Linked DNA regions of Homo sapiens: region 2 is linked to region 1. The links are chromatin loops, found by intact Hi-C in ENCODE. Cell type or tissue: IMR-90. All regions are shown on one strand. Links, peaks and the distances in the headings refer to the core of each region. The heading gives the core; the rest is flanking DNA. Region 1 overlaps SYNRG (synergin gamma). Region 2 overlaps SYNRG (synergin gamma).

What was found. Hi-C counts contacts between places; a loop is a spot of excess contacts. Peaks named below come from ENCODE experiments on the same cell type or tissue, not always from the same donor. Only the 100,000 strongest peaks of a DNase experiment are listed, where the experiment ranks them.
Region 2: a loop joins it to region 1, with 1.8 times the contacts of the local background. A loop is called at or near these places in 7 of 110 quality-filtered maps.

The regions. Positions count from the first base shown.
Region 1 is chr17:37,534,156-37,549,708 of GRCh38, forward strand. SYNRG (synergin gamma) reads right to left here. Exons shown (of 22, transcript NM_007247.6): 15 at 7,817-8,410; 16 at 6,225-6,388; 17 at 5,037-5,090; 18 at 4,169-4,265; 19 at 1,824-1,972. Among named protein-coding and RNA genes, the nearest start is that of DUSP14, 52 kb to the left of the region's middle. RefSeq lists an enhancer at 7,528-8,727. In IMR-90, for the core only: no CTCF peak of the experiment used is centred there; a DNase peak (open chromatin) is centred at 8,326; H3K27ac peaks cover 368 bases.
Region 2 is chr17:37,585,590-37,601,142 of GRCh38, forward strand. SYNRG (synergin gamma) reads right to left here. Exons shown (of 22, transcript NM_007247.6): 2 at 14,774-14,814; 3 at 10,634-10,755; 4 at 830-960. Among named protein-coding and RNA genes, the nearest start is that of SYNRG, 16 kb to the right of the region's middle. RefSeq lists enhancers at 3,513-4,014, 4,015-4,514. In IMR-90, for the core only: no CTCF peak of the experiment used is centred there; no DNase peak of the experiment used is centred there.

The DNA of each region.
Region 1 (15,553 bases), core at 6,021-11,020:
CTGGTCTCGAACTCCTGGCCTCAATTGTTCTGCCCGCCTTGGCCTCCCAAAGTGCTGGGATTCAGGCATGAGCCACCATGCCCAGCCTAATTTCATCATATTTTCTAACTACTAATAATATGTAGGATTGTTATGAATTTTTGCCAAATGCAATACATTTAAACTCCTGAATTTAGATTAAAAAATATTTTTTTATCTATCTATCTATCTATAGACCGGGTTATGAGACTGGTTAATTTTTGTATTTTTGGTAGAGACGGAGTTTTGACATGTTGCTCAGGCTGGTCTCAAACTCCTGGGCTCAGGTGATCCGCCCACCTCAGCCTCCCCAAAGTGCTGGCATGACAGGGGTGAGCCACTGCACCTGGCTGCTTGAATTTAGATTTTTAAAAGAATTTCATTATCACCAAGTAAACATAATTTTATCTCTTTTTTCAAATATTAATACTCCATTTCTTATTTCACTTGCCAGAACAGTATTTTTTTTTTTAATTATCTACATACAATTTTAGGTTAGAAAATGAGAAGTGATTCAAGGGAACAAGAAAAAGTTTTGGAAATTACTTAAACTCTTAAAGACTTTAATATTACAAACCAGAAGCAACATGACAATGGTGAGAGGATGTGCTGCTGAAGACATGTAGTTGGGGTAGCTGGGTATCCACCTGGCTATCAGTTCAGAAAATTAGAACTGCTTCCTCCCACACAGCTGCAATCCCATTCAGATGGGTCGCAGAGTTCCATGTTAAAAAAAAAATTGGAATAGCATATTTATTCCAGCTGTGGAAGGAAGATAAACTTCTGACTATTGTGAAATAAAGGATATCATCAGAGACAAATTGAATAGGTATGAATATATAAAAATAAAATAGTTTTGCCCAATGAAATGTAAAAAAGGGACAGTAATAGAGGAGGAAAATAGCTGATAAACGTTTACAAGCTTATATATATGTATATAAATCTATTACAAATATGAAATATATAAGGTCAATAACCATATTCCAAGGAATAAATGGTCAAATGGTCAGAAGAGTCCAATCCGTTTATACACAAAGGAAACAGAAATAGTAAATTGTCATTTGGAACACTGCAAAGCCTCTCATGAAATTAAAAAAAAAAATGTAAAAAATACCTTAGGGAATAATTGCATGCTTGTTAAATTAAGAAATTGATAGGACATAATGTAGAGAAATGTATCCATGTACTTACATATTTCTGGTAGCATTGCAACCAATATAAGCTATTTGGAAAGCCTTCTAATAAATGTAACAACAGCTACATACGCATGCATGCACCTGTGCAGACACACACACTGACCTCCTAGTTCACTTGGAGGAAATACATCCCCACAAAGGAACAGTGATTTGTCTATTCAGAGAACTACTCGTAACAGGGAAAAATGAAAATGACCCAAGAACCTAAAAAAAGAAGGGCTAAACAAACTACAGGATGGCAACATGAGGTATCATATAGCTTTTTGAAAGGACACGTATGGGGACATAAATAACTAGAAGTGCAAAGGGAGTATCTCAAACCACTGCTTTGCAAAACTTCCGTGTATTATGTGAATTAAGAAAGGTGTAGCCAGAGTGAATGTTTTCCTGTACTGGTTTTTTCCTTAGGTTCACTGGGCCTTAGAGAGATCAGAAGCCCACCTGGTACTGTTCAACTGACCACACACCTGTGATCTCCCTCCTTTAATATAACATGCTCCAGTTGGCACCTCCAGCCTCTAATAAGTACCATCATAGGAATATACACTCTGCTTTACAACTTAGGTTTCTGGAAAGGAAAGCAACTGCTGAGTTGTCTCATGGGCTTACTGTGAGTGTGGCGAGTGACATGAAGCCGATTAGGTTATTCCATACTTTATCGATGTCCTTCAGCAACTGCTGGAGTTTCTCACTGCACACTGCAGTGGCTTTTATCCCCAGCTCCACACGCTTGGTTACCCTGTACACTTCAACAACACCTGACGGGATGAGAGAGCAGAGAGAGAGTGTTGGCAGTGGAGACACAGAGGACCCAGACAGGGGAGCATTATTGCTTGCTGATATCTGTGAGAAACAATGGGTGTATCTGGACAGAGGTGTACTTACTATTCTTTGGGACCAATCCACTTCTCAATGCTGCTGTATAGCTTACTGGTAAGAGCATAGAAGCTGCACTGCTTGGGTTCAAACCCCAGCTATGCCTCTTACTGGCTACATGACCTTAGGCAAGTCACATAATCTCTCTGTACCTCAGTTTCCTCATCTGTGAAGTTGGGATGGTAACAGTAGCTCCTCCAAGGATGGTTGAGAGGATTAAATAGGGTAATATGGTAAAAGGCTTACAACAGTGCTTGGAGAATGGCAGGCACTATGCAAGTTATTAGCTTTTGTTTTTTGGGAGGTTTATTTATGAGTCCATCTGTTTGAATCTGGGAAATCCCAATAAACTAGCTGAAAATGGGGATAGTAAAAATTTAAAAGAATCTAAATGTTAATAGCATCACAAAGTAATGAAGAAACATCTCACCCCTCTGAATCTGAAGGTCTTACAAACACTTTGACTTCACTTATCTTTAAACACATAACAGGATGCAGAACAGTTCTTTTCCTATGGTCTCTAAATTGTGGTTGAACTCTTGAAGCAAGGATGAGAGGTGCTAAGTACCTCCACATTCTAAGGACAGCCACCAGACACATCCCTAACCCCTGCAATGTAACAGTCACCAAAGACATGACCCCGATCTCTCTAAGTGAACACTGGAGGAATTCCAGGGGATCTTCAGAGCGGGGCCTCAGCAGCCCTGTGTCAGCACTACGGCTTTTCTTCTTCCTTTCCCAAGAGAGGGGCAGAAATTACTGCCCACCCTAAGCCAAGTGAGGGGGCTTCTAAGAGAATCTTCCATAGATACAAGGATACTAGGAGAAAAGACAGGTGCCCCATTTCCTGGTGGACATCTGCTTATGCAGAACTGTGCCTGTTTGAGCAGGAAAAGAAGACCCCAAGTGAGGTGGCAGGAGTAAGGCAGAGACTACATCCCTTCACTCTCCACTCATCCAGCAAATATTTTTGAGTGCCAACTACGTGCAAGACACTAGATTAGGTGTTGGGGACACACCAGTGAACAAAACAGACCAAAATCCTTGCCTTCTTGGAGGTTCATTCTAGTGAAGGGAGACAGAGAGTAAAAACAACAAGTAGCTAGGTGCAGTGGCTCACGCCTGTGATCCCAGCACTTCGGGAGGCCAAGGTGGGTGGGTCGCTTGAGCTCAGGAGTTCGAGACCAGCCTGGGCAACATGGCGGAAACCTGTCTCTACAAAAACTACAAAAATTAGCTGGGTGCATGGTGGTGCACACCTGTGGTTCCAGCTACTTGGGAGGCTGAGGTGGGATGATTGCTTGCGCCTGGGAGGTGGACGCTGCAGTGAGTCATGACTACATCACTACACTCCAACCTGGGTGACAGAGTGTGAACCTGTCTTAAAAAAGAAAAGAAAAGAAAAGAATAATAAGTAACATATGTAAGAAATTAAAGGTAATAGGGCTAAGGAGAAAATCCAGCAGAGAATGGGATGGGAAGTACCGGGGTAGGGAGAGACGATACTCTTTGGAGAGATGGATGCTAGGAAAGATTTCACTCAGAAGCTGACATTTGAGTAAAGATTTGAAAAAGATTAGGGTCCAGCATGTGTGGCTCTGGCCACGGGCCAAGCCTGAGCTTGGGGAAGGGAGGAACACCGAAGTGGACAGAGACTACACTTTCCCGTTGGACTGACACATCAAATTGCTGCAGATGGCCAGGAGGTTAAGGACTCTGTGGTGTCATTAAGCGGTCGAGAGAAAGAATATAGAGTATGGTAAGGAATTGATGGGAGACAAGATGATTTTACTTTAGTGCATCGGTAGTTCAGATTCTTTGATAAACCAGTAACACAGATATAATTTTACATTTTTGCTATTACGTATATAACAAGGATGAGGAAACTTAGCCATAGAGACTTTTTAATTAAGTCCAATAGTTTACTGCCTGTAGCTTGAGTGTCTTACCCACAAATACAGATGCTTCTTACTGAAGTCATATGTAACTTGAGAGATCTAGCTTAAAATAATTAAAGGGAAAACTGAAAATAATGCAAAGGGCCATCATTTTCAATAGTAAAATATGAAAGAACATACCTAATAAATATTCCATGCCTTGAGCTGACTGAATTACTTCTGTGCAAACAGAACTACTACTGATTCCATTTAAGGTATCATTTGCCTTCTTAATGACCTACAAGAAATGAAATCACATCACCTTACATAACTGAGAAAAGTCATTGCAAATCAATTTACTATTAGTAGAAAACCCAACCGAAAAGCCAGGAGGTGTCAAAAAATCTCATTTTATCCTTGAAGAAACAATCCTCCATTTCTCTGGAAGAGAAAATATGTTTTTTTCCTTTTGTTTTGTTTTGCTTTGTTTTGAGACGGAGTCTCGCTCTGTAGCACAGGTTGGAGTGCAGTGGCAAGATCTCGGCTCACTGAACCCCTGACTCCCGGGTTCAAGTGATTCTCCTGCCTCAGTTTCCTGAGTAGCTGAGATTACAGGCACGTGCCACCACGCCTGGCTAATTTTTGCATTTTTAGTAGAGACAGGGTTTCACCATGTTGGTCAGGCTGGTCTCAAACTCCTGACCTCGTGATCCGCCCGCCTTGGCCTCCCAAAGTGCTGGGATTATAGGTGTTGAGCCACCGCACCCAGCCAAGACAGGTTCTTTAGCTTAAATATTATTTTGATTTAGTCAGAGTTAATGAAATCACTTTGTTATTTCTTAAACACAATGACAGATGAGGGGATGACTGACACATGAGCCGGTCTGCTATTGTAAGTGTGAAAGAAGCCTCACCTTAGATGCATGACTTCCACAGAGTTACTCTTTGCCCAGGGACATCCAAGTAAGGCTCTCCTGAAGTTTGCCTCTGTCAATTCAAATGAACCAAGAAGGCAAAAAGGCACAAAAGAGCACTCACATATGTGTGAACGCGTAAGTGACATACTCACATTCAGGGCACTCCCCAGGCATCTCTGCCATTCATATGCATATCTCTCATTTTCCTGTGAATTTGTTAAAAAGAACTGGGTTAAACACACAAACCTGGAATCTTCTATTGATGACTCTGTCAATTCAAAGTGCTTGGAGGACTTTCCTTTTTATTACGATCACTCTAGTTCAAGCAGTTTATGTTTTTTTTGTTTTTGTTTTTGTTTTGAGATAGGGTCTTGCTCTGTTGCCCAGGCTGAAGTGCAGTGGCATGATTTCTGCTCACTGCACTGGACGCAAGCAATCCTCCCACCTCAGCCTCCAGAGCAGCTGGGACTACAGGCACGCACCACCACATGAGGCTAATTTTTGTATTTTTGGTAGAGGTGGGGTTTCACCATGTTGCTCAGGCTTGTCTTGAACTCCTGAGCTCGAGTGATCTGCCCGACTTGGCCTTCCAAAGTGCTGAGATTACAGGCATGAGCCACCATGCCCAGCCGCAGTTTATCTTTTTGAACTCACTAATAACTATGTTAAATTACTAATAAATGTAACTTCTGAGCACAGGACCTGTGAGTCTAAGGGACATGCTTTCCAGCAGCTTCCCCCTGTGAGTGTTGCCTCATTTGTTCCATCAGTAACAGTGTAAGCCTTTCTTCGGAGGCACTCAGCATGTAGCTATCTGGTACAGAAACTGCTATTAAGCCACTGGCTTTCCACGCCCCAGTTATAACGCTGTGTGGCTGTGTGTGAGGACGTGGCCCATGTGCACATGTAACAAGGAGTAGGGAAAGGTGGGAAATTAAGTGTGTTGACCATAGGAGGAACATAGCGTGGCACTAAGATGCAGCAGACAGAAATAAAAAATTCAGAATATTTTCCCTGTCTCCTCTATTTTGAGGTTTCATGAAGACAATAAAGTCTAAGTGCTCAAGAAGAATTATACAAACACTGCCATCCTTGTGAAGTCCCATGAATAGTTTTGGTTTTAGGGTCACTGATTAGTTTCAGTGGGTGCCACACCTGGGAAATGTTTTCACCCAGGGCTAATGTTACCCTTGCCTCACTTTAATTACATAGTTTATGTCTGGTGCTTTGTGTCTTTCTGCCCCTCATTTTCCCCATGTGAAAGCTGACAGCATTCTTTCTTGGGGCCCTGTGTGCTTGCTGGTCTGTTACCCACCCCTTGTAGAAAGCTCTCCTCTCACCTCCACCTCTCCCGTCAGGTCTTTGTACTTGTCTCGGATGACGGGCAGGGCGGGCTTCTCATTCAGAGTATTGGAACGGTCTCTGAAAGGCTGCTCCAAAGCTGGAGAAGGAGAAGAACGGCTTATTTCTTTATCACCAAGGCTCAAACTCCTCTTGTGTGATCCTGGGAGAAGGGGATAATACAGTCAAAGGTTTTGGCTACTCACCTTAGTTCAGGCAGAGGCTCTTCCTCGCTACCACAACCCTCTTCTTTTTTTTTTTTTTTTTTTTTTGAGACAGATTCTTGCTCTGTCGCTCAGACTGGAGTACGGTGGTGTGATCTCGGCTCAGTGCAACCTCCGCCTCCTGGGTTCAAGCAATTCTCCTGCCTCAGCCTCCTGAGTAGCTGGGACTACAGGTGCACACCATCATGCCTGGCTAATTTTTGTATTTTTAGTAGATACACGGTTTCATTGTGTTGGCCAGGCTGGTCTCGAACTCCTGATCTCAAGTTATCTGCCTGCCTCCCCTCCCAAAGCGTTGAGATTACAGGTGTGAGCCACCGCGCCCAGCCCACGACCCTCTTCTTCAGATGCTTATGTCATGAGGCATTCACAAACACATTCCTCATTCATTCTTTCTGGGAAGCTACATGTTAAATCTTTTCTACTGTTCTCTCTTGCACGGTTTCCCTGCGTTTCGTTTTCAACATGACTCTTCTCTGATCTATCACAAGTCTTCCATAATGCCCAGTGCAGAATCACTGGAGTCTGGAGAACAAAAGCACCTTTCTAAATATCAGTATGTAAGAGTTGTGTGGCTTTTCCAGTCATTTGTTATGGATTTGTAACCGAGTTCCTTCACAGTCTCTCAATCCAGTTGAAATCAACGACCCCTCCTGTCAGGATGAGATTAAAGCAGAAGAGGCAAACTCAAATGCCTTCAGAGACCAGGCAAGTAAAGTGAACAACTTAAGTAGGTCCGCTGAGACAGGAAGCGGTGGGGATTATGGTAGGAGAGAGAGAATGACCCACCTACAGGGAGTGGTGCTCTTCGGCTCCAGCTGCCAACATATGGGACTGTAGACCTACTAGTGCCAGATATTATGACTTCTCAAGAAAAGTTGGAAATCCAGATTGGGAAATCTCATGTCTTTTAAATACTGGCAATTACTTCGTACTTAAAAATCTTTTGTGTGGGTCAATGTGATATGCAGGCTAGATGCAGATCCCCGGCCCCCACTTTGCAACCTTTGGATTAAAAGACATTATCTGTGCTCAGGGAACATGAGCGGAGCTAATGTGCCTACAAGTGGCTCGAATCCATTTATCTGGCTCTTTTAACACAGCACACCTCTAACCAAACGAGCTAATGAGCAATACCTGCATGCTGTGCTTGTTTTTAGCCCATAAAGCAGTTATCTGAGGGATGCTGATTTTGACTCCCGTCTCAGGGAAATCTTTATTATAGCTATCTGTAATTGACCCTGATTTCAAAGATTAGAACAATCTATTTCCTGCGAAACCAGAGAGCAACATTTTATTCTTAAGAACATCTAACATCTCAGTGGAAAAAAACCACAATAGTAAAATCTACCTTGGAAGCTACTCACCTTGAACAGAAAGGTCAAAGGTTGCCAGCTCACTTTTGATCATTTCTTCACTGGATTTCATTTTGCTTTGTGAAGTGGCTACTAAGAAGTCAAATTTGCTGATTTTGGGCTTTTCACTTTGAAACTCTCCAAAGTCATCCGAACATTCGTTCGGGGTTTCTTGAGAGGCACCACTGGACGCTGGGCTGGGACACGTGGCCTCCTGGCTCCGTTCAGCCGTAGGCAGGTCCTGTTTTGTGAAATCTTTATAGTCTCTGTTTTCATATTCCTTTTGCTCACTGGTCTGAGGAATCGTGTCTTTAAAACTGGCAAGAGCTGGGAAGGTGGTCTCTGGAAGAGCATCTTCACTTACAAAGGTCGTTACTTTGGAGAGAGATGTCATGGTGATGTTTTCAGAACTGCCAAATGAAGTCTCTTTCTTTTGAAGAATTGAGGTGGCTGAGGGGGATCCACTTCCTGCTGAGAGGACAAATGGAGAGAGTTTTCTGCCCTGAGTTGCATCATCCCTGTCTGACCAGTCATAGCTTGTAAGTGTGCTCACTGCAAAATTGCTACTGTAGCTTCCAAAAGCAGCATATTTTAAGTCCTCTATATCTGAAAGGGAAATAAGACCCCACAATTAGAGGCAAGCAATTTAGGCAAAATGCCCTAAACTCTGTAGAAGCAAAATGCCTAGCATATTTGATTAGTTTTATACTATGTTGAAATTAGCTAAATTTAGAGTTTGTACTAAAATTAAGAGTTGGGCTGTAAAATCTGATCTTAAAAAAACCCACATTAGCCTTGAGTTGGCATTTACATTTAGTTACCAAGAACCATTTTCTTTGGCTATAAAAATTACTAAAAAAAGATAGGAGGTTCATCTACCAAAGTATACACTGTTTGATATAAGATTAGGGTCATTTAATAAATTGTTCCCTTATCAACTTAAAAATGTACTGATATTCCTTGCCTAAAACATGTCTCCCTTCATCTTGACTTTGTTGGAAAATGTGCCTTTAAAACATGGTCATGTGAAATGCACATGGCAAAATAATTAAAAGTTGACAGTTTCTCAAAACTAAAATGAAAATAATGTCATCTAACTTTTAATCAATTATTAGGGTTTCTGTCATAATATTATCAATTATTAGAATTTCTGTCTCAGGCAATGCCAAACATGAGATTTTAATCAAGCAATTACTTACCTAGTTGTTATTTTGGTCAAATTGGACGTCATATTGCTGTGATGAAGTATGAGGAAAGAAAATCAATCTGATCTACTTTAGCCCTTAAAAAAATACAATAAAAAGATCTGGGTCCTGTTGGGCTCCACTTTTTCCTTCAACTATGTATCTACTCCCCATTTTTTAAAAAAAAAGGAAAGAAGAAAAAGAAAGAACTGCTGGGGCAGACGACTGATTTTACAAAGCATTCTTAATATATAGTTAAGTAATTTAAGAGGTAGCATAAAACAGCATAAAGAATGTAGGTTTTTGATTTGGAAAGACCTGAGTTCAACCTTGCTACCTACTATTTGTATGACACTAGGCTAATGATTGAACATTTCTGAACCTCAGTTTGCTTATCAGTAAAATGAGGAGAGGAGAAGACCATGTACTTGGAAGGACTGTGTTATGACCATCAACCATGATCATGTGTGTAAAAGGCCAGGTTGGTGCCTGGTGAGCAATACATAATAGCTAGTGTCTGCTCAGCATAGGTGCCACCAGCCTCAACTTGACAGTTAATTGCTGCTTTAGGGCCTACAGTGGAATTTCAAAGCAAAAATGAAAAGTCAACTCAGCATTTTAGTGGTGTTACTAGGAGAAAATTTTCTTGCTCATTTTCAGAAAGCAAAACCAGCCGAGACTGAATTTGGCTGGTGTGGAGAAGTGGGTTGATATGCATTTCGTTTCATTGTAGTCACTGTACATGAGGCAAGAAGGCCAAATATGAGACTCTCCCTCTGACAACCACATATGTGATTTACAAGGAAAGTGCTCAAAAGTTTTATGACCTAGATTTTCAGAACTAAGTCAATAAGTGAACCAACTTGGAGTCATTCTTCTCTTTCATTCACAGCAATACTGCATAATTTATGAGGGGTAAGAAGCTCCTGACATTTCCATAGCTCTTCTAATGGTATAATCCAAATCTCTCTTTCTTTGAGCTGTTAGGAAAGGGGTGCTAAGTGAATAATAAAAACAAAAAACACTAGTTGTACAAAAAACCAACCAGCAAAAAGCAAACAGCTTTCACAGAATGATGGCATATTTAAAAATTCTGTGGTGCAATGGTACCCTTCAAATGTGGTTTATAAAACAGAAGGAAAAAACGACTCAGGTGAAAAGTTTTTTTTTTTTTTTAATTGATTTTTTGAGATGGAGTTTCACTCTTGTCACCCAGCCTGGAGTGCAATGGCGCGATCTCGGCTCACTACAACCTCCGCCTCCTGGGTTCAAGCGATTCTCCGGTCTCAGCCTCTCGATTAGTTGGGATTACAGGCAGCCGCCACCACGCCTGGCTAGTTTTTGTATTTTGAGTAGAGACGGGGTTTCACCATGTTGGCCAGGCTGGTCTTGAACTCCTGACTTCAGGTGATCCGCCCGTCTCGGCCTCCCAAAGTGCTGGAATTACAGGCATGAGCCATTGTGCCTGGCCTCAGGTGAAAAATTTATAGTTTAGAATGAATGGAAAAGCCTTTAGCCCAAAGCTTTCTTGGTTTTTGCTGTAGTGATTTTTTGTTTTCGTTTTTTTCCCCACGATTTAAAGGGACCAGAAGGTGTCCAGACTCAAATGAGGTGAAATTCAGTCAGGGGATGATGCAGTTAAATACAGGACTATTCTTGGAGAGATACATTCAGAAAAATGTTTCATAATACAGATATTTCTATTACTAGGCCCGACGAAAGCGTTTTGGGAAACTATATTAGGAACTGCTTCCAGAATCTTTCCTATTAAAAGGTTAGCAGGCTGGGCATGGTGGCTCACAGCACTTTGGGAGGCCTGTAATCCCAGCACTTTGGGAGGCTGGGGCAGGTGGATCACCAGAGTTTAGGAGTTCGAGACCAGCCTGACCAACATGGAGAAACCCTGTCTCTACTAAAAATACAAAATTAGCTGGGCATGGTGGTGCATGCCTGTAATTCCAGCTACTCAGGAGGCTGAGGTAGGAGAATCACTTAAACCCAGCAAGCAGAGGTTGCAGTGAGCTGAGATTGCACCATTGCACTCCAGCCTGGGCAACAAGAGCGAAACTCCGTCTCAAAAAAAAAAAATAATAATAATAATAATTAGCTGGGCGTGGTGGCACGTGCCTGTAATTGCAGCTACTCGGGAGGGTGAGGCAGGAGAATCGCTTGAATAAGGGAATCGGAGATTGCAGTAAGCCAAGATGGCACCACTGCACTCCAGCCTGGCGACAGTTTGAGACTCTGTCTCAAAAAAAGGAGACAATTTTCCTAGAAGCAAATGATAAATTTAATGAAAAGATAGCTCCAGTTCAAACACTGCAATCAAGATATTACTATGGTAATAAAAAGATCTTTCTGTGCAATTATGCAACAAGAAAATGTCTTTTGAAAAACTAAAATGACTAATATAATCAGGTAAAAGGCATTACAGGGAATAAGGGATTGCCTAAGCTGAGGCATTTTTAAGCATTTTTAAAATTTCAGGAAATCTTATTTTTGTTAAAAATGATACGCCTGTAACATCTTGCCTTTTGGAGCAACTCCCAGAAAAGACTAAATGAAAGACTAGGAAAGCAAATGAAAGACTTAGAAATATTTTATACTTAAAATGAAGAGCAAATATACAAGAGTCACTAAAATCAAGCCTCAAAATTGAGTTTTAAATTTACTTTTGCTTATTTGTTGGCTATTATAGTGTGAAAAAGTAATTTCGTAAAGTGTAATTCATTTGAACACCAGTACTGATGGTACATAAGGAATGTGAGACAGAACACCGTGCCCCTAAACTTAGAATTTATAAACAATATAATTACAGGGCAGTATGTTCTGGCATAGCAAATATACGTCAACCATTAACTAAGAAAAATGTGGTACATCAGTTCATTGAAGGTAGCTTAAAGTAAGAAAATTCTTCATTTCCCCTGTTAATAGTTCTACATTTCTAAGCAGTCCACTTATCGGTATTATTGTATAATGGTCTTAAAAATATTAAAGATTATGTAAGACCTACAACATAAATGATAGAAAAAATGATGTGGAATAACCCACATTTTAGTTTGTAATCACTGAAGCTAGTATAGATGGATTTTCAATTTGATAGCCGAATTCTGAAAATTGCAAGAGAAAAAGGAAAAAGAAAATGGAGAATGAATGCAATAAAATGAACAGAAAATCACTACTGTATTTCCAGTTCTGCTGCAAAACTCCTAGGCTGTGCTAGGCTGACTGCATTTGCACACAGATAATATGCCAAATTGTTGTTTTAATGCATACATCTGTTTGCAATCAGGGATGTCCTATTACAAAGGCCAAAGAAATAAATGTATACGATCTGTTTTCCATCATGGATCTCAAATCAAAACACATATTTCTTGCTTATGCTGGCAAGTAACCCTATCAGTCTCTTCCATAACCTCTATTCAAATCTCTTTTGAATAGATGTTGTACATGAAAACGGTATTTTTTGGAACAAAGAATGTTGGCTGCTACTACAGGACACAGACGGCCAAGCTCATTCCCAGGGACATTTGCTAAAGCTGTTAAGTATATGCCCAGGTGAGGAAGAGTTACTGGCTTTTGAAGGAGTTTGGAGAAAGAAGAAAGGAGATATATGTACAAATTCCACTATTCTCATTTTATATAGCAATAAAAATGTTCATTGGACTAAGATATATATTTTAATTTACAGTACTCATGTAATCTAAACTTCATTTACTAAAGCAAACCATAAAATACTTGTACATTTCAGTTTCTCTCTACCCTGGGCCCTAATCTCCCTTAGTCCCTATTCTATCTTTGATCTACCTATGAGATCAGTCATATTCATATTCTCTATTAACTAAAAAACCTGGTCTGTGTCCTATAAGTCTCAAACACTGAAGAAAACAGGAATGAAAGTGATCACAGTATAAGTGACAGGCTGAAAAATGCTGCTGTTTAATTGCCTTCCAGTGTTTTCTAATCTGTATGAAAATTTCTTGTTCTTCATTTGTACTGACTCACACAACTTCATGGTATAAATTATATCCACACTATCTAGAAGCACCTTTGGGTTTCTGTGTTAGTGTTTTAAGTTCAAAAAAGAAAACTGGAAATCCTGTGGATATTTTAAGTTAGAGGAAGACAGAAGGCCAAGGAATGGTGTCAGGATACACAGTGGGACTGCCCCTGGTCATCAGTAAAAATCTCACCAAAAAGACACCAAATGAACACAGAAGGCAGGAAGTGCAATTGAGGCCTTTTGGTTCTTTGCATTATTTTAGGATTTAGCACAGGTTTTTTGATATTGCCAGTGTTCCCTTCATGTTCATTTGCTGCTTTTTTTTTTTTTTTGGAGATGGAGTCTCGCTCTGTCGCCTAGGCTGCAGTGTGAGTGGCACAATCTCAGCTCACTGCAACCTCCACCTCACAGGTTCAAGCAATTCTCGTGCCTCAGCCCCCCGAGTAGCTGGGATTACAGGCACGAGCCACCACACCTGGCTAATTTTTGTATTTTTAGTAGAGATGGGGTTTCACCATGTTGGCCAGGCTGGTCTCCAACTCCTGACCTCAGGTGATCCGCCTGCCTTCGCCTCCCAAAGTGCTGGGATTACAGGCGTGAGCCACTGTGCCTGGCCGTCATTTGCTACTTCTAAAAATCAGCAGGGATTCTGATGTGAACAACAGAGTGACTATAGAACAACAGATACATAGGTATACTTTCTCAGGCACTGATACATGAAGTGAAGCACTAACCATATGTTACTTGGCATCAGGGTAAACAAAACAGTATTTTGTTTAAACCTATAGCATAGAATTCTTCAAGTCTTTTTCGCAAAAGAAGTTTAAGTCATTACATTATATTAAAACTACCTCCCTAAAAAGTAATGTTACTTTGGAAATACTCATTACTCAATTTGTGAATGTATGCTTTACACACAGTTACATTCAGTCATTTTCTGCAGCCTGCTCAGATAAATGCAGAAAAGAGTTAAAATAAAGCAGTCCTACATGGACCAATCTAGCATTACAGAATTCCACTGACAAAGAAATTCCTCAGTCAAAGCCATCAAGAGATTGGTTTTATAAATAGCACGGGAAAATCCAAAATAAAGGGCAGCTGGCATTATCACTAGATGGAAGCTACACTAAGATCTCTTTCTTTCAAATTTGTTAGGAAGCACATATCATAAATAAAATATAATGCATTTACACAAGGTTTTTGAAACCAAGTATTATTCAACTTTTTAAAGCAGTATGCTCTGGAAAGTGCTGTATTTTGAATGGCAGGCCTGGCTTTTCTCAGAGTTAACCTAAACCTCTATATGCAACTTTTCTTTCTTAAATGGCATATTTAAGACACTACAAGTGATCTCTTAGGAGTCCTATTCAAAATCCTCATCTTCTTCTAGGCCGGGTGTGGTGGCTCACACCTGTAATCCCACTACTTTGGGAGGCCGAGGCAGGTGGATCACCTGAGGTCAGGAGTTTGACACCAGCCTGGCCAACATGGTGAAAACCCACTTCTACTAAAAATACAAAAATTAGCTGGGCGTGGTGGCAGGCACCTGGAATCCCAGTTACTTGGGAGGCTGAGGCAGGAGAGTCACTTGAACCTCAGAGGCAGAGGTTGCAGTGAGCCGAGATCCAAGATTGCGCCATTCCACTCCAGCCTGGGTGACAAGAGGGAAACTCTGTCTTAAAAAAAAAAAAAAAAAACACACAAAAAAACGGGCGTGGTGGCTCATGCCTGTAATCCCAGCACTTTGGGAGGCCAAGGCGGGCGGATTACCTGAGGTCAGGAGTTCGAGACCAGCCTGACCAACATGGAGAAACCCCCATCTCTATTAAAAATACAAAATTAGCTGGGTGTGTTGGCATGTGCCTGTAATCCCAGCTACTCAGGAGGCCGAGGCAGGAGAATCACTTGAACCTGGGAGACAGAGGTTGCAGTGAGCTGAGATTGTGCCATTGCACTCCAGCCTGGGCAACAAGAAACCTGGTCTCAAAAAAAAAAAAAAAAAAAGTCCTCATCTTCAGTGATTTAATTTCCTTCCTTCCTCAAATTCTAAAAAAGAACAAAGAATTAAAGCCTCAAAACATAAGAATACAAAATGTAAACCATGGAAATATCCCCTTTCCCAGGGATTTTATTGCTTTGGGGTTTCTAACCTGAAAAACAGTAATATTCTCAAGGTTTTTTTACTGTTACCATACTCTAAAATGGAGAAAATATTTTCCATGTTTGGCCTACGCTTGTTGCCACATTTCATTGGTCCTTCTAGAAAATGTTTTCTTAAAAATAAGAATGGTTCAAACCTTACTTTGTTAGACACACCCCCTAAAGTAACATGTTTTAAGAATTTGCTTTATGTACTATGAGTGAAAAAAAAAGGCTGAGGGTTGCTTCATCATACAGAACACATACTGCAAACCTAACATGCTCTGCAATTAGAGGATGGAGTACCCAATTTTTCTTTCTTTGAGACTAGGTCTTGCTCTGTCACCCAGGCTGGAGTGCAGTGATGTGATCACAGCTCACTGCAGCCTCTACCTCCCAGGATCAACTGATCCTCACACTTTA
Region 2 (15,553 bases), core at 6,959-11,958, 52 kb after region 1:
CTATATTAATTCCAAAATATTTGACATGAGTCTAAAGAATGATTTACCTAAATTATGTATATGAATTTATTTCTCATCTAATTTGCAAGAGGAGGAAACAAGCTTTTGCATATAAAAGTATTCTCGAAAAACAGGCAGACAAACATAAGAACACACTTTGCTCTGCATATTAAAAAAGAACCTGCTTGGGAAGGCAGTGTCATACAGCAGAAAGAGTAATGATTTGGGAATCAGGAAGCCTGCCTTTGGGTCCAGGCTTTGCTGGTAACTGTGTAACCTGGACTGACAAGTTGTTTCATTTTCCTGGACTTCACTTTCACTAGATATAAAACAAGAGGGTTGAATTACAGGATCTCTAAGGTCCTTTTTGACTCTAAACTTATAATAATGGTAGTTTAAAGAGGCTTTTTTGTTTTTGTTTTTAAACAGGGTCTCACTCTGTTACCGAAGCTGGAGTACCGTGGCATGATCACGGCTGACTGCAGCCTCAACCTCGGGGCCCAGGTGATCCTCCCACCTCAGCCTCCTGAGCAGCTGGGACTACAAGCATGAGCCACCAAGCCTGGCTAATATTTTGTATTTTTTGTAGAGACAGGGTTTTACCATGTTGCTCAGGCTGGTCTCGAACTCCTGGGCTCAAGCAATCTGCCCACCCCAGCCTTCCAAAGTGCTGGGATTATAGGCATGAACCACTGGGCCAGGCCTTAAGAGTTTTAAAGACAACTTTTGACTGTTTTAGTTTCAAATCTGCACTAGAGATCATTAGACAATTCTTAAGATAGATGCTATAATGTATCTTTGTTATCCTTTAATTCTGGTGATCTCTTACTGCTGCTCTTCGGCAAACTGCTTCTGCATGTCTGGAGTGTACTGTGGGCCTGGAGGACGCATGCCCAGGAAGGGTGCTTGTCCTAGGTAAGGCATTCCCGCTGCTGGCATTGGTCCCATTGGTATTCCTGCCTAGAAGAAACAGACAAAGGCTTAAAAAACACAATTTATCCCTTTAATTATCACACACAAAAATGTGACTTCCATAAATTCTATCTTAATACTCTTATTTGTAAAAAATAGAAATATATTGGATTAAAAGATGCAAAGATGCAAATAAATAAAAGATGCAAATATACAAAGAAATATATTATATTAAAAGATGCTAAAAATGGAAGGCTCCCCTTAATATCTAACCCCTCCATTCCCTTCACTGTCCCAGAGGTGACCACTGTTAATACTCTGATTGGTGTGTTATGGAACTATATGCCCACAAGTTATATTCTTGTGAGCTCACTAATCCTCTTTGAGAAGAGGCATTATATCTTATATATTTTCATATTTGCAATAATAGGTAAGAGCCTGGCATATGGTAAACATACCACAAATGAAATTAAATCTGATTTTCCAATATATATGAGAGGATAATGAATATTTTGATGTTATCAAAGGCCTAATAGTCAAACTTTTATAGAAAATGACACATATTCAATAAAAAATTACATAATATTATAAAGTTTGTTAAAGTGTCCAGAAATAATAATAACACAATAGCTAATCACAAAATTTAATAATATTATGTTTTTAGAGACAGGGTCTCGTTGTGTCACCCAGGCTGGAGAGCAAAGGCGCAATCACAACTCACTGCAGCCTCCAACTCTTGGGCTCAAGAGATCCTCCCGCCTCAGCCCCAGAGTAGCTAGGGCTATAAGCGTGTGCCCTCGATGGCACCTGGCTCAAAATCTAATATTAAGAATGATGACAATGACAATAATTAAATGGCTAATTTTTAATGAGTGAAAACTCTTCTACTACTCAACCTTCTCCCTGAAAAGTTCCTCTTCTGTCCCTAACTAAAGTCTGTCCGTGAAACACTCTCATTTGGAGACTGCTACTTCTCTTCTATATTTCCTGTAAGTGGGGAATATTCCTCCTTGCTTCTTCTAAACCTTTTCTCTTCTCTCTACCTTCAAAAACCTGAATACATTTTAATTTCTCACTAACAGACTTCATCATCTACTATCCGATCTTGTTCATGTCATCTACTGACCCTCAACTTCCTCACTCTTCAGTTGAACACTTCAGACATTGCTGTCTTCCATTCTACCCCCAAACTGCTCTTGGTAACGTCAACAATCACCCACATGGGTAACTCACCTAACACTGTGTGGTCTTCCAGGTCTTTAGCCTCCTCATCACAATCATGCCCAACATACAATTCCAGCTTCCCATTCCATGGTAATACCCATGATCTATCTGCACCAAAGACTGTGTCATGTCCAAAATCTGGATGTTAGGCATCCCGACACTTGACCACCACCTCCTATCCTTCTAGCTCATCTAGATCAGTAATTCTCCTATCTCATTAATATCTCCCACCTGTTAATTTATTTTTTTTCCGTGAGCTTATTTTGTAGGTTCCACCTGTTAATTTTGCCACTTTTCTCATGATTAATCATCTTCATTATATCCTCACTTCCCTTCTTGCTCAACTTAGATTCTAGGGTTCCATATTAAATGCCCTTGTAAATATCCTTAATTCCCTTAATTGTCAATTCCTTAACATGGTCTCCTGGGAAACTTCACCCCTGATTAGAATCAACTAATCGACTTCTCTATGCTTATACAAAAACCACTGAACCATGCTGGAGAGAAAAACATTGAGGATTCACTTTAAATTCTTTTTTTTTTTTTTTTTTTTTTGAGACAGGATCTCACTCTGTCACCAAAGTTGGGATGCAGTAGGGCAATCTCAGCTCACTGCAACCTCCACCTCCCGGGCTAAAGTGATTCTCCCACCTCAGCCTCCCAAGTAGCTGAGACTACAGGCATGTGCCACCACACCCAACTAATTTTTGTATTTTCAGTAGAGATGGGGTTTCACCAGGTTGGCTAGGCTGGTCTCGAATTCCTGACCTCAAGTGATCCACCCACCTTGGCCTCCCAAAGTGCTGGGATTACAGGCATGAGCCACCACGCCCAGCCAGCTTGGAATGCCTTTGGAGGGTTTCTAGCACTGTACAACTGGAGTTACACACAATATTGGTTTATTGCTAACATTCTCTATTCTAAATCTTGGGTGGAGATAGCTGTGTATACTTATTTTAAATCATAGTATTGATCTCTTGCTGCTAAAAATTAGTATCACAGTCCTAGAATTATTCTTTTTTTTTTTTTTACTCATTTCACCCAAAGTATATAAAATACAAAAGAAACTACCCAAATCATAGAGATTAAAAATAAGGCAAAGTATTCTACAAAAATAATAAAGAATGAAAGAAAGAAAGGTGTTATGCATATTGCCTTCTTATTTACAAACTCCTTTCTTGAGGAACATTCAAATTTACTAAATGGCATTTTGTGTTTCCCCTACACCTGGAAAGGAGGGACTGTCTAACTTTTAACAGACTTTTGAAACCTAAATAAACTAAAAGGTTAAGAGATACTAGTCTTTAATTATATACTGAATGGATGACATAACAAAAGAAAGAACTCAGAAATCTGAGATACATTTGATAAACTACTGATGGCACTTAAGATTTCAATAAGTTGAGAAGTATAGTATGACAGTTAAGACTAAAAGAGTAAAAGTGTCCACTTCAGTCAGAGCCCCAACAGTGTTTTGACAAGTTGATCTTAAAATTATACTGAAGGGCAAGGACCACGAATCAGCTATAATTCTGTAAAAGAAGAAGGATGATCCATACTACCAGGTATCAATGCTTATTTCAGGCTAGATAATTAAGGCATAAGATATTTACTGATGCAAGGAAAGACAGATACAGCAATGGGACAAATACATGAGCTCAGAAATTAATCCAAAGCATATAAAGAAATGTGATATTACAGGAATAATCATAGAAATCAATAAATTAAAAATGGGCTATTTAGGGCCGGGCGCGGTGGCTCACGCCTGTAATTCCAGCACTTTGGGAGGCCGAGGTGGGCGGATCACCAGGTCAGGAGATCAAGACCATCCTGGCTAACACGATGAAATCCCATCTCTACTAAAATACAAAAAATTAGCCGGGCGTGGTGGCGGGCGCCTGTAGTCCCATCTATTCGGGAGGCTGAGGCAGGAGAACGGTGTGAACCCGGGAGGCAGAGCATGCAGTGAGCCAAGATCGCGTCACCACACTCCAGCCTGGGCGACAGCAAGACTCTGACTCAAAAAGGAAAAAAAAAAAGGCTATTTATAAATGATTTGGGAACAACTGACTACAATGGAACATAATAAAATTACATCCTTCTACCACACACTGATTCTAAAGAACAATTCTAGGTAGGTTAGAGACTTAATTTGAAAAGACAGGCCGGGCGCATTGGCTCACACATGTAATCCCAGCACTTTGGGAGGCTGAGGCAGGCAGATCACTTGAGGCCAGGAGTTCCAGATCAGCCTGGACAACATGGTAAAATCCCATCTCTACTAAAAATACAAAAATTAGCCAGGCATGATGGGGCATGCCTGTAGTCCCAGCTTCTCTGGAGGCTAAGGCAGGTGAATTACTTGAGCCCGGGAGGCGGCAGCTGCAGTGAGCTGAGATTGCGCCACATTCCAGCCTGGGCGACAGGGCGAGACTCTGTCTCAAAAAAAAAAAAAAGAAAAGAAAAGAAAAGAAACTTAACTTTTTTTAAATAAGAAGATACAGGTAGGGAAGAATGTCTTAGATAAGTCAGAAAAAAAAAGAAATGATTTATCCATCTGTCTTAATTTTGACACAACATGACACTATAAACAAAATTAAGAGATGCCAACAACTAGCAGAAGATACTGGCAACACATGTAACTACAAAGGATTAGAATCTAGAATATATAATGAACACTCAGAAATCAATTAAATCAAAACAGCAAAACATTAGAAGCAATTTAAATGTCTGTCAATAGAACAACATATATTCACTCTATGAAATACCACACAGCAGCTACTATGAATGAACTTGGCATAAATTAAAAAGTCAAGAATTTGAAGGGTACATACGTAAAATTTAAAACCTAGGAAATATGATATATTGCTCATGAGTATACAAATATATAAAATAATACAAGTATAAAAATATGGCCAGGCGCAGTGGCTCATGCCTGTAATCCCGGCACTTTGGGAGGCAGAGGTGGGTGGATTGCTTGAGGTCAGGAGTTCGAGACCAGCCTGGCCGACATGGTGAAACCCCATCTCTACTAAAATACAAAAATTAGCTGGGCAAGGTGGCGGACACCTGTAATCCCTGGTACTAGGGATGCTGAGGCAGGAGAATTGCTTGAACCCAGGAGGCGGAGTCTGCAGTGAGTCGAGATCGCGCCACTGCACTCCAAGCCTGGGCGACAGAGTAGTATAAAAATACATACGAGAACTATAAACACCGAATTCATGATAGTGATAACAACTTCTGAGGAAGGAGAGGAAGGAAAGTATTTTTCAATTCTTTAAAAAAATGTAAAACAAACGTGGCATATTAAAATCTGATAAAGGTAGGACATGACTACCCATATTAAAAAATCCCATGGAATCCACAAAAAAATTCCCAGAGCTAATAAAATGAGTTCAGTAAGGTTGAAGGATATAAAACAAACATAAACAATCAATTGTATTTCTATATACTAGCAATGAATATGTGAACACTGACATTTAAAAAACGCCATTATAATTACTCAAAAAATCAAAATATTTAGATGTAAATCTAACCAAACATGGATGTGACTTTTATGCTGAAAACTATGTAAATGATAGTTTACACAGTCTTCTGATAGAAGAAACCAAAGATCTAAACAAATGAAAAGACATCTCATATTGATATGTTGGAAGACATCAATTCTCCCTAAATTCATACAGAGGTTTAACACAATGCCTATCAAAACTCCAGCAAGAGTTTTTCCAAAGATAGACAAGACTATCCCAAAATTAATATGGAAAGACAGAGGAACCAGAATAGTTAAATTTTGAAAAGAAGAAGAATGTAGGAGGAATCAACCTTATCGTATAGCTACCGTCATGAAGACTGTGTTATTGGTGAAGGAACAGGCATATACATAAAACAATAGAACAGAACAGAGAACCTAGAGAAAGATCCATACAAGCATGCCCAACTGATTTTTGACAAAAATGTGAAAGCATTTCAATGGAAGCAGAATAGCTTTTTCCACAAATGTTGCTGGGGCAATCACACTTGCATAGGTAAAAAGAGAGAGATAAAAAACAACCTCAATCTAAGTCTTAGATCTTACACAAAAATTAACTTAAAATGGATCACGGACTTAAATTAAAACTATAAAACTTTTAGAAAAAAATAGGAGAAAATCTTCAGAATCTAGGGCAAGGCAATGAACTCTTAGAGTTATACCAATGCATGATCCATAATAGGAAAAACTGGTAAATTAAATTTCATCGAAATTGAACTTTTGCTCTGTAAAAGACCCCGTTAAGAGGGTGAAAAGACAAGCTAAAGACAAGAAGAAAATACTTGTAAACCACATATCTGACAAAGGACTAGTACCTAAAAGATATAAAGAACTCTCAAAATTCAATAGTAATACCAAAAAATGCAATTAGAAAATGGTCAGAAGCTATGAAAAGGCATTTCTCTGAAGAAAATGTAATGATGGTAAATAAACAAATGAAAAGATGCTCAACACCATCTGCACATTAAAACCATGCAAATTAAAACCATGAGATATTACAACGTACCTGTGAGAATGGCTAAACAAAAAATAATGACACTAAATGCAGGTAAGGATGCAGTATAATTGAACCTCTGATACATTGCCGGTGGGAATGTAAAATAGTACAGCTACTCTGGAAAAAAGTTTGGCAGCATCTTAAAAAACTGAAAATGCAATACCATGCAACCCAGTAATTGCACTCTTGGGCGTTTATCCCAAGAAATGAGGACATATGTTCACGCAAAAACCTTTATTTGTAATAGCCAAAAATTGTAAACAACTCTGATGTCCTTCAGTGAGCAAAAGGTTAAACAAACTGTCATACATCCACACCATGGACTATTACTCATCGATTATAAAAAAAATGAACTACTGATACATGCAACAATTTGGATGAATCTGAAGGGATTATTCTAAGCGACAAACGCCAAACCCAAAAGGTTAATGATTCAATTTATATAACATTTTTGAAAACACAAAATTATAGAAATGGGGAACACACTAGTGAATGCAAAAGGAGTAAGGTGGGGCAGGAAGGAAGTGAATACAGCTACAAAAGGACAATGTGAGGAGATCCTTGGGGAGATGGAAATGTTCTGTATCTCAGCTGTGCCAATGTCCATATGCTGGTTGTGTTACTATATTTCTACAAGTTTTACCAATAGGGGAACTGGGCAAAGGATTTCTATTATTTCTTACAATAACACAACAGTTTGCAACAGGTTTACACATGTCCATCATGTGCTCTAAACTTGCCTAGATGTTTGAAATGCTTCAGAATAATAATTTTAAAATGTATTGTACATCATGAGGAGTGTTTTCTTTTTATGTGTTTTGGGGAAGGGAGAGATTATAATAATCAATAATAATATAATAATAATCAAGACTAAATTTCTGGCCGGCGCGATGGCTCACACCTGTAATCCCAGCCCTTTGAGAGGCCAAAGCGGGTGGATCACTTGAGGTCAAGAGTTCAAGACCAGCCTGGCCAACACTATGAAATGCTGTCTCTACTAAAAATACAAAAATGAGCCAGATGTGGTGGCATGCACCTGTAATCCCAGCTGCTTGGGAAGCTGAGGCAGGAGAATCGCTTGAACCCAGGAGACAGAAGTTGCAGTGAGCCGAGATTGTACCACTGCACTCCAGCCTGGGCAACAGAGCCAGACTCTGTCTCAAAAAAAAGACTAAATTTTTTTATGTTGACTTTTATCTGAATCATCACTTTTATCTCCAAAGACTTAAGAGATAACTAAAGGAACAATGGGTTTGCTTCATGTATGTCCCTGATTGGTTAGGGCTATTGAGTTTCGGGGTGGGGGGAAATAAAATCTGGATGTTTTTCTCCTTAAAAAATGGTGAGTGGCGGACAGGTGTGGTGGCTCATGCCTATAATCCCAGCACTTCGGGAGGCCGAGGCAGGCAGATCACCTGAGGTCAGGGGTTTGAAACCAGCCTGGTCAACATGGCGAAACCCCATCTCTACTAAAAATACAAAATTAGCCGGGCGTGGTGGCACATGCCTGTAATACCAGCTACTTGGGAGGCTGAGGCAGGAGAATCGCTTGAACCTGGGAGGCGGAGGTTGCAGTGAGCCGAGATCGTGCCATTGCACTCCAGCCTGGGCAACAAAACTCCCTCTCAAAAAAAAAAAAAAAAAATGGTGAGCAGCTTCCAAACAGTATAATGCCTGTCAGCAAGATTAAAGGTTAAAGAAAAAGACTTTGGCTGCTTTGTCTTAGAATCATTAATACACAAGCTTCTGATATTCAGGGACATTATTAAGGTACTAACAACTCTCATAGTTTACTTTTTTCTTATTGTTCTGCATATTAGAGACTCTTACTGTTTTTGGTTGTTTCAAACTCTAAAAACATTTTTCAGATAATTGTGTAAGTCATAAAATAATGTTTATGAATATTATTTTAATTATATTAATTACAATATTAATTATTTTAATTATATTAATTACAATATTAATTATTTTAATTATATTAATTACAATATTAATTATTTTAATTATATTAATTACAATAATATTAATTTTAATTATATTAATTACAATATTAATTATTTTAATTAATATTTAATATTAAAATAAAAATTAATGATTTAAAATTTGTATCAATTGTTATTAAGATTCAGTATTAAGCTTAGGAAGTCTTAATTTAAAATACATTGTATTCTATGGTAGATTGTTTTTAGTTATTTGCTGCCTTTCTTCTTCTTTTTTTTTTTTTTTTTTGAGATGGAATCTCACTCTGTCGCCCAGGCGGGAGTGCAGTGGCGCAATCTCAGCTCACTGCAACCTCTGCCTCCTGGGTTCAAGCGATTCTCCTGCTCAGCCTCCTGAGTAGCTGGGATTACAGGCATGCACCACCACGCCCGGCTAATTTTTGTATTTTTAGTAGAGACGAGGTTTCACCATGTTGGTCAGGCTGGTCTCGATCTCCTGAACTCATGATCTGCCCACCTCAGCCTCCCAAAGTGCTGGGATTACAGGTGTGAGCCACTGCTCCCAGCCATTTGCTACCTTTATTCTAAGAGAACTACACATCCCTATGTGGTTTACATTCGTCCTGGTATATTCCTCCCCTATTGATGTTAAGGCCACATTACTTTGGTGAGCAGAAGTGACTAATAAATGCTACCTCCAAGTGTTAGCTTTAAAAGACATCACAGGGTTTGGCCATCTCTTTTTCCTATGCCAAGAGCCTAGGATGTCCTGGCTGAGGGTCTTAGGATAAAGAAAACATGGAGCAGAGTCAGCACTAACCCATAAGGATATGTATCACGAGTGAGGAATAAACTTTTCTAAGTCACTGAGATCTGGGGACTGTTTCTGCAGCACACCCTAGTGAAAGCTAGCTTAACATGAATTAAAAACCTACACAATTTCAATGTATTCCCTTCCTTCTAGAGACAGATAAAAAATGACACTGGAAGTTTTCCTGACCCTTTAAACACAAAACAGAAGCTTTATTTGCATAATCGACTTCAAAACAACAATGGTTTCAACTTAAAATTCTGGTCATGAAGTCCTAATATCACTTATTTATAAGTTATATACATGTGTTACTGTATAAAAGTATATACTGTATAACAAAACACACAGAAATAGAAAATGTTAAAGTATTAGGTAAATAAGTAAACTAACGCAGAAACAAAAAACCAAATACTGCATGTTCTCACAAGTGGGAGCTAAACACTGGGTGCACATGGACATAAAGACAGGCTCGACAGACATTGGAGACTACAAGACGGGAGAAAGTGGGGGAAGGGTTGAAAAACTACCTGTTGGTACTATGCTCACTACCTGGGTGATGGGTTCCATCATACCCCAACCCTCAGCATCACACAACATATTAGTGTAACAAACCTACAAACGTGCCCCCTGAATCTAAAATATAAGTTGAAAAAAGCAAAAATAAGTAAAGTATTAGGTAAAAAAGAAATACAGTATATGGCCTTCAAGATAGCTGTTAATAGTACAAAAGCAAAAACCTTTTTTTCCTCTGGCCTTTTTTTTTTTTTTTGAGACGGGAGTCTCACTTTGTTGCCCAGGCTGGAGTACAGTGGCATGATCTTGGCTCACTGCAACCTCCACCTCTCGGGTTTAAGGGATTGTCCTGCCTCAGCCTCCCGAGTAGCTGGGACTACAGGCACATGCCACCACGCCCAGGTAATTTTTGTATTTTTAGTAGAAACAGGGATTCACCATGTTGGCCAGGCTGGTCTCGAACTCCTGACCTCAAGTGATCTGCCCGCCTTGGCCTCCCAAAGTGCTGGGATTACAGGCATGAGCCACTGCACCTAGCCTTTTCCCTCACTCTTGGAGGGTGAACACATCTTCATTTTAGTTTGAAGGAAGCCATTTATTTATGCTTATTTCTAATTGTAACATTAAGCTCTTAGCCTGTAGCTCTTGATATATAAACGTAACAACAAACAATAACTTTGTAAGAAACCAACTAAAGAAGCAAGTACCTGCATAGCAATAGGTCCTTGGGACATCTGAGAGCTGTAATTCATTCCCATAATGCCTTGCATATTAGGCTGCATGACAGAGACCATAGGAAATCCTTGTTGCTGCATCGGCATCAGGCCTGCTGAAAATATAAAGACATTATTAAAGTCAATGTGTTTTAAAGTTTATTTTCTTAAAACCATAAGTACCTAAAGGACTTGTTACTTGGCAGGAAGCAGAGTGTAATGGAAAAAGCACAGGGTCCTGAGTGAGACAGATGTGAATATGAATTCCAACTCCATCATTTACTTAGCTGTGTGATCTTGAACAAGTTACAAAACTTCATCTGTAAAATGAAGATAATATCTCTTCTATGGAATTTGTATGCATATTAAAAAACAGTATGGCCTAATTGGGGTACTCAGCCTTCAAGATGGCCTCCAATGACCTCTGTCTCCTGGTATTCATACCCGTGTGTTGTTCCATTCCATACTGAATGGGGCTGATCAGTATAACCAACAGGATACTGTGGAAATGACAGCATGTAACTTCGAAGGCTAGTTATTTTTTTTTTCTTTTGAGACAGAGTCTCACTCTGTCACCCAGGCTGGAGTGCAGTGGCATGATCTCAGCTCACTGCAACTTCCACCTCCTGGGTTCAAGCCTCCCAAGTAGCTGGGACTACAGGTGCCTGCCACCACGCCCAGCTAATTTTTGTATTTTTTAGTAGAGATGGGGTTTCGCCATCTTGGCCAGGGTGGTCTTGAACTCCTGACCTCAACACCCGCCTCAGCCTCCCAAAGTGCTGGGATTACAGGTGTGAGCCACTGTGCCTGGCCTGAAGGCTAGTTCTTAAAAGACACTGTAGTTTCCTCCTGGTTCTTTTGGATCACTTGCTCTGGAGCAAGCCACTGCCACGTCATGAAATACTCAATAAGACCTATGGAGAATCCATGTGGTAAGGTACTGAGGTCTTCTGCCAAAAGGCAGCATGAATTTGCCATCTATCTCAGCGAGCCACCTCGGCAGCATCTCCATGAAACTTTCAGATGACTGCAAGCCTGGCTGACATCTTCACTGCAATCTCATAAGAGGTCTTGAGCCTGAACCACCCAGCAGAGCTACTCCTAGATTCCTGACCGAGAGACACACTATGAAATAATAAAATGTTTACTTTTTAAAGTTTGGGATAATTTGTTACACAACAGCAGATAACTAACAAAATAACAGTTAGGAGCATGAACTCTGGGAGCCAACTAGAAATGACACATACTATTTTGGAACCTTGGGCAATCTGCTTCTTTCTATGCCTTGGTTTATCATTTGTAAAACTGTTTAATACTTACTATGCTCAAAGAAATGTTATTCTTCTTCCTTTTTCTTACATGAATAGGTAATATAACAGTTACCACAAAATAGCCATCAGCATGTGCAATGGCAGAAAACTATCACGAATGTATGATTTAGGCTAGTGTTTCCCAAACTTTTCCAAGAGCAGAGGTGAATGAATATACATCCCTTTGGGATTTTAATAAATACTAAATGCTTATTATATGCTAGGCATAGTTCTATGTGCTTGGTACACAAGAAGTGAATAAAACAAAATCCCTACATAGTCTGAGCACAAATTTCATTCTAATTTTGCATTCAAACTACATCTATGTTGGTTCTACCATAAGGAACTTTATATCAAACTGTCAGTTTGAAAAATTAAAGATCTAGGAAATTATACCATGTTTATCTTATGGTTTTTGTGTACCTCCCAGGTTATTTATAACCTAGCCTAATTTCAGAAGCATGGACATCCACATTTGTGGCTAACAGTTATTAGAGGTAGGCCATTCACTTATTCAAGTATTTGAAGCCTACTCCGTATTAGGCACTGTTCTAGGGACATAGCCATGAACAAAACCAGGTCTTCACTCTCATGGAACTTACACTGTAATTAGGAGAGATAGATAACAAAAAAATAAGTACATGTCAGGTGGTGATAAGAGCTAGGGCAAAAAATAAAGCAGGGCAAGGGGGAATGGAGTGGTTGCTATTTTACATAGGGCAATCAGAAAAAGTTTTACCAACAGGGTAGTATTTCAACAAGAACCTCAAGTAAATAAAGAACCAAGCCATGCAGATGTTTGGGAAAAATATTCCAGACCAAAGAACACCAAGTACAAAGATCACGAGGTGTCAGGGAGAATTAGAATACACAGATTGAAAATAGCCACAGTAAGATGTTTTCCGTCTTATTTCTTTGGACTTAAAGTTTTATTGATTTTAACTGATTTTATTTTATTTCTGAATGGGTAACTCAGATATCTGGCATAATATTTCAAGGCACAAAAGTGTACACAGTAAAAAATAGGTCTCTTTCTCTCCTCTGTCTCCGGTTCAAGTACTCATGATCTTGTGGCCATGACCTTGCTGTCGGTTTCTTACATATGTTTTCAGAAATGATCCATGCATAATTTAAAGCCTTCAAATGATCAAAAAGTCCATTCTAACAACTGTTAAAAAAAAATCTCCAAACCAATTCCAAATTCCCTAAGAAAAAATATCAGGCAACACTTTGGGGTCTCTTCTTGTCCAGTTCCTTTGCTCCATATGCATATTTTTACTTGAAAGTGTATAGAAATGCAAAATAACAAACATGATAATGGACACATAACTCTGTAATACCTTCCTAAAGAACAAAAGATCTCAAACCATTTGATCTCAATCTGGGACACATCTAATTACAGATAGCTTAAATAATGCATAAATGTGAACACGATGAAAAGAATACAACTGAGCCTTGGAAAAACTTACCTGAAACCCAACCACCATCACTGATTATAAATGAAGACAAAGTCAGGATGAGCCACTGACCACCTGCTACTGAGCTGCTCTTTATCTTTTATCTCTACTGCTGACCTAGGAGTCTCTGTTTCTTTAGCAAATCTATGACAACCAATCAACGCTGGCTTTTTAAGAAGAGCCAGTTTTCAGAAGCAGCTTGGTGTGACGGGAGAGGGAAGACTGTCAGAGTGAAAGAAATGAGCGGAAAGAAGCCAGATGAAGGCAGATCTATTCCTTCTTCACTGTTGTGTCCCAGTTGCATGGCAGCATGGGTCAAAATTATATTCCTTCACTACTATTTCCTTGAAGATAAAGCTAGAATTGATATTGGTGGGTCCTAGTCTGAGACCAAGAGAGAAAAGGTATACTTAGAGAAATTTCTAGGAATAGAACTGAGACTTGGCCGGATGTGGTGGCTCATGCCTGTAATCCCAGTGCTTTGGGAGGCCAAGGCAGGAGAATCGCTTAAGCCGAGGAATTTGATACCAGCCTGGGCAACATAGGGAGACCCTGTCTCTACAGAATATTTAAAAATTAGCCAGGCGTGGTGGTATGCACCTGTGGTCCCAGCTACCTGGGAAGCTGAGGTGGGAGGAATGCTTGAGCCTAGGTGGCTGAGGCTACAGTAAGCTATGACTGTGCCACTTATACTCCAGCCTGGACGACAGAGCAAGAGACTCCATCTCAAAAATAAAAATAAAAAACCAAACAAAATCCTGAGACTTAAATACTTAAGCTGAATCAGACTATGTGATCTCTTTTAATTTCAAAATTATATATTTATAAAACATGATTATAATAAGATACTATCATATAGATAAAAAATAGCAGTGTAAAACAACTAAAGATGTTTGTTTATTCATTCAACAAACATCTACAGATAACCTATTGTGCTGAATCAACATGCTGGGTGCTACAAATAATGCTAGATGAGCATTAGACAGACATGGCACTAACAATCTAGCAGAAGACTAGATAGAAGGAGAAAGACATCATTAAGTGAATTACAGCTCGTTTCATTTTTATCACCTGTTCTTTAACATTCTTGTCCTAAAAGTCTTTCACCTCTGAGGTTAAACAATCTATGAACATAATGTCTATGTAAGTTTGGGAGAAACGAGGAGTGATCCTTATTACTCCCAAAATTATATAATTTTTGAGAAAATTTAAGAGTAGCTGTCATATAGGACATACAGGTTTAAGAGTGCAGAAAATTTTACTCTATTCAGCAGCAACAGAACTTATTTTCTATTTACTTATTTAATTCCCAGATTCAGAAACACAAGAGTGAAAAATAAAAGTTCAAAACTTAAGCTCTCACATACCTTGAGGGGGTCTTATCCCACCTGCAACAGGAAACATGAAGCTGAAAACAGAATAAAAATACATTATAATCTTCGTATGTACAAAGATTTCAAATAACACGTGTACTTTTTTATATGGATAAAAGACTTGTAGATGGGACCTGGTGTTTGTTCTGCACCACAATACTGAATTGCCCAACATCAGTACACTGAGCATCCATAGGATGCATGTCAGCATGCTACTGCAGACGGAAACTTGTTGAAACAAAAGACAGAAGACCCTGAAATTAGTCCTGGCTCTGTCACTTCGTGTCCTCTCTGGATTCCAGTTTCCCCATCTATAAAATGAGAGAGTTTAGATTCAATTCAGTCAACATCTATTGAGTGTCAACTACATGAAATGATGGAATCTTATAATCAAAAATACACATATGCAGGCAAATAACTATACCACAGGGTAAATGTGCTAACTGCTATAAGCGAGGTCCAAATTATTAATAGAGATGAGAAGAAAAAGATGAATTTTAATGGGCTATATCTTGAGAAGTTTTATGGAAGTAGCTCTGGAGCTGAATCTTGAAGGAAAATAGAAGCACACTATATATTTTGAGCAAAAGCTCTGAGGCAGAGATGCAGGGATGTTTGGAGAAATGAATGTAGGTTAAATGTTAACTATATGATTTAAAAGCAAGCAGATTGTACAGGGCCTTTATTTTTATTTTTATTTATTTATTTATTTTTGTGAGATGGAGTTTCGCTCTTGTTGCCCAGGCTTGAGTGCAATGGCGCGATCTTGGCTCA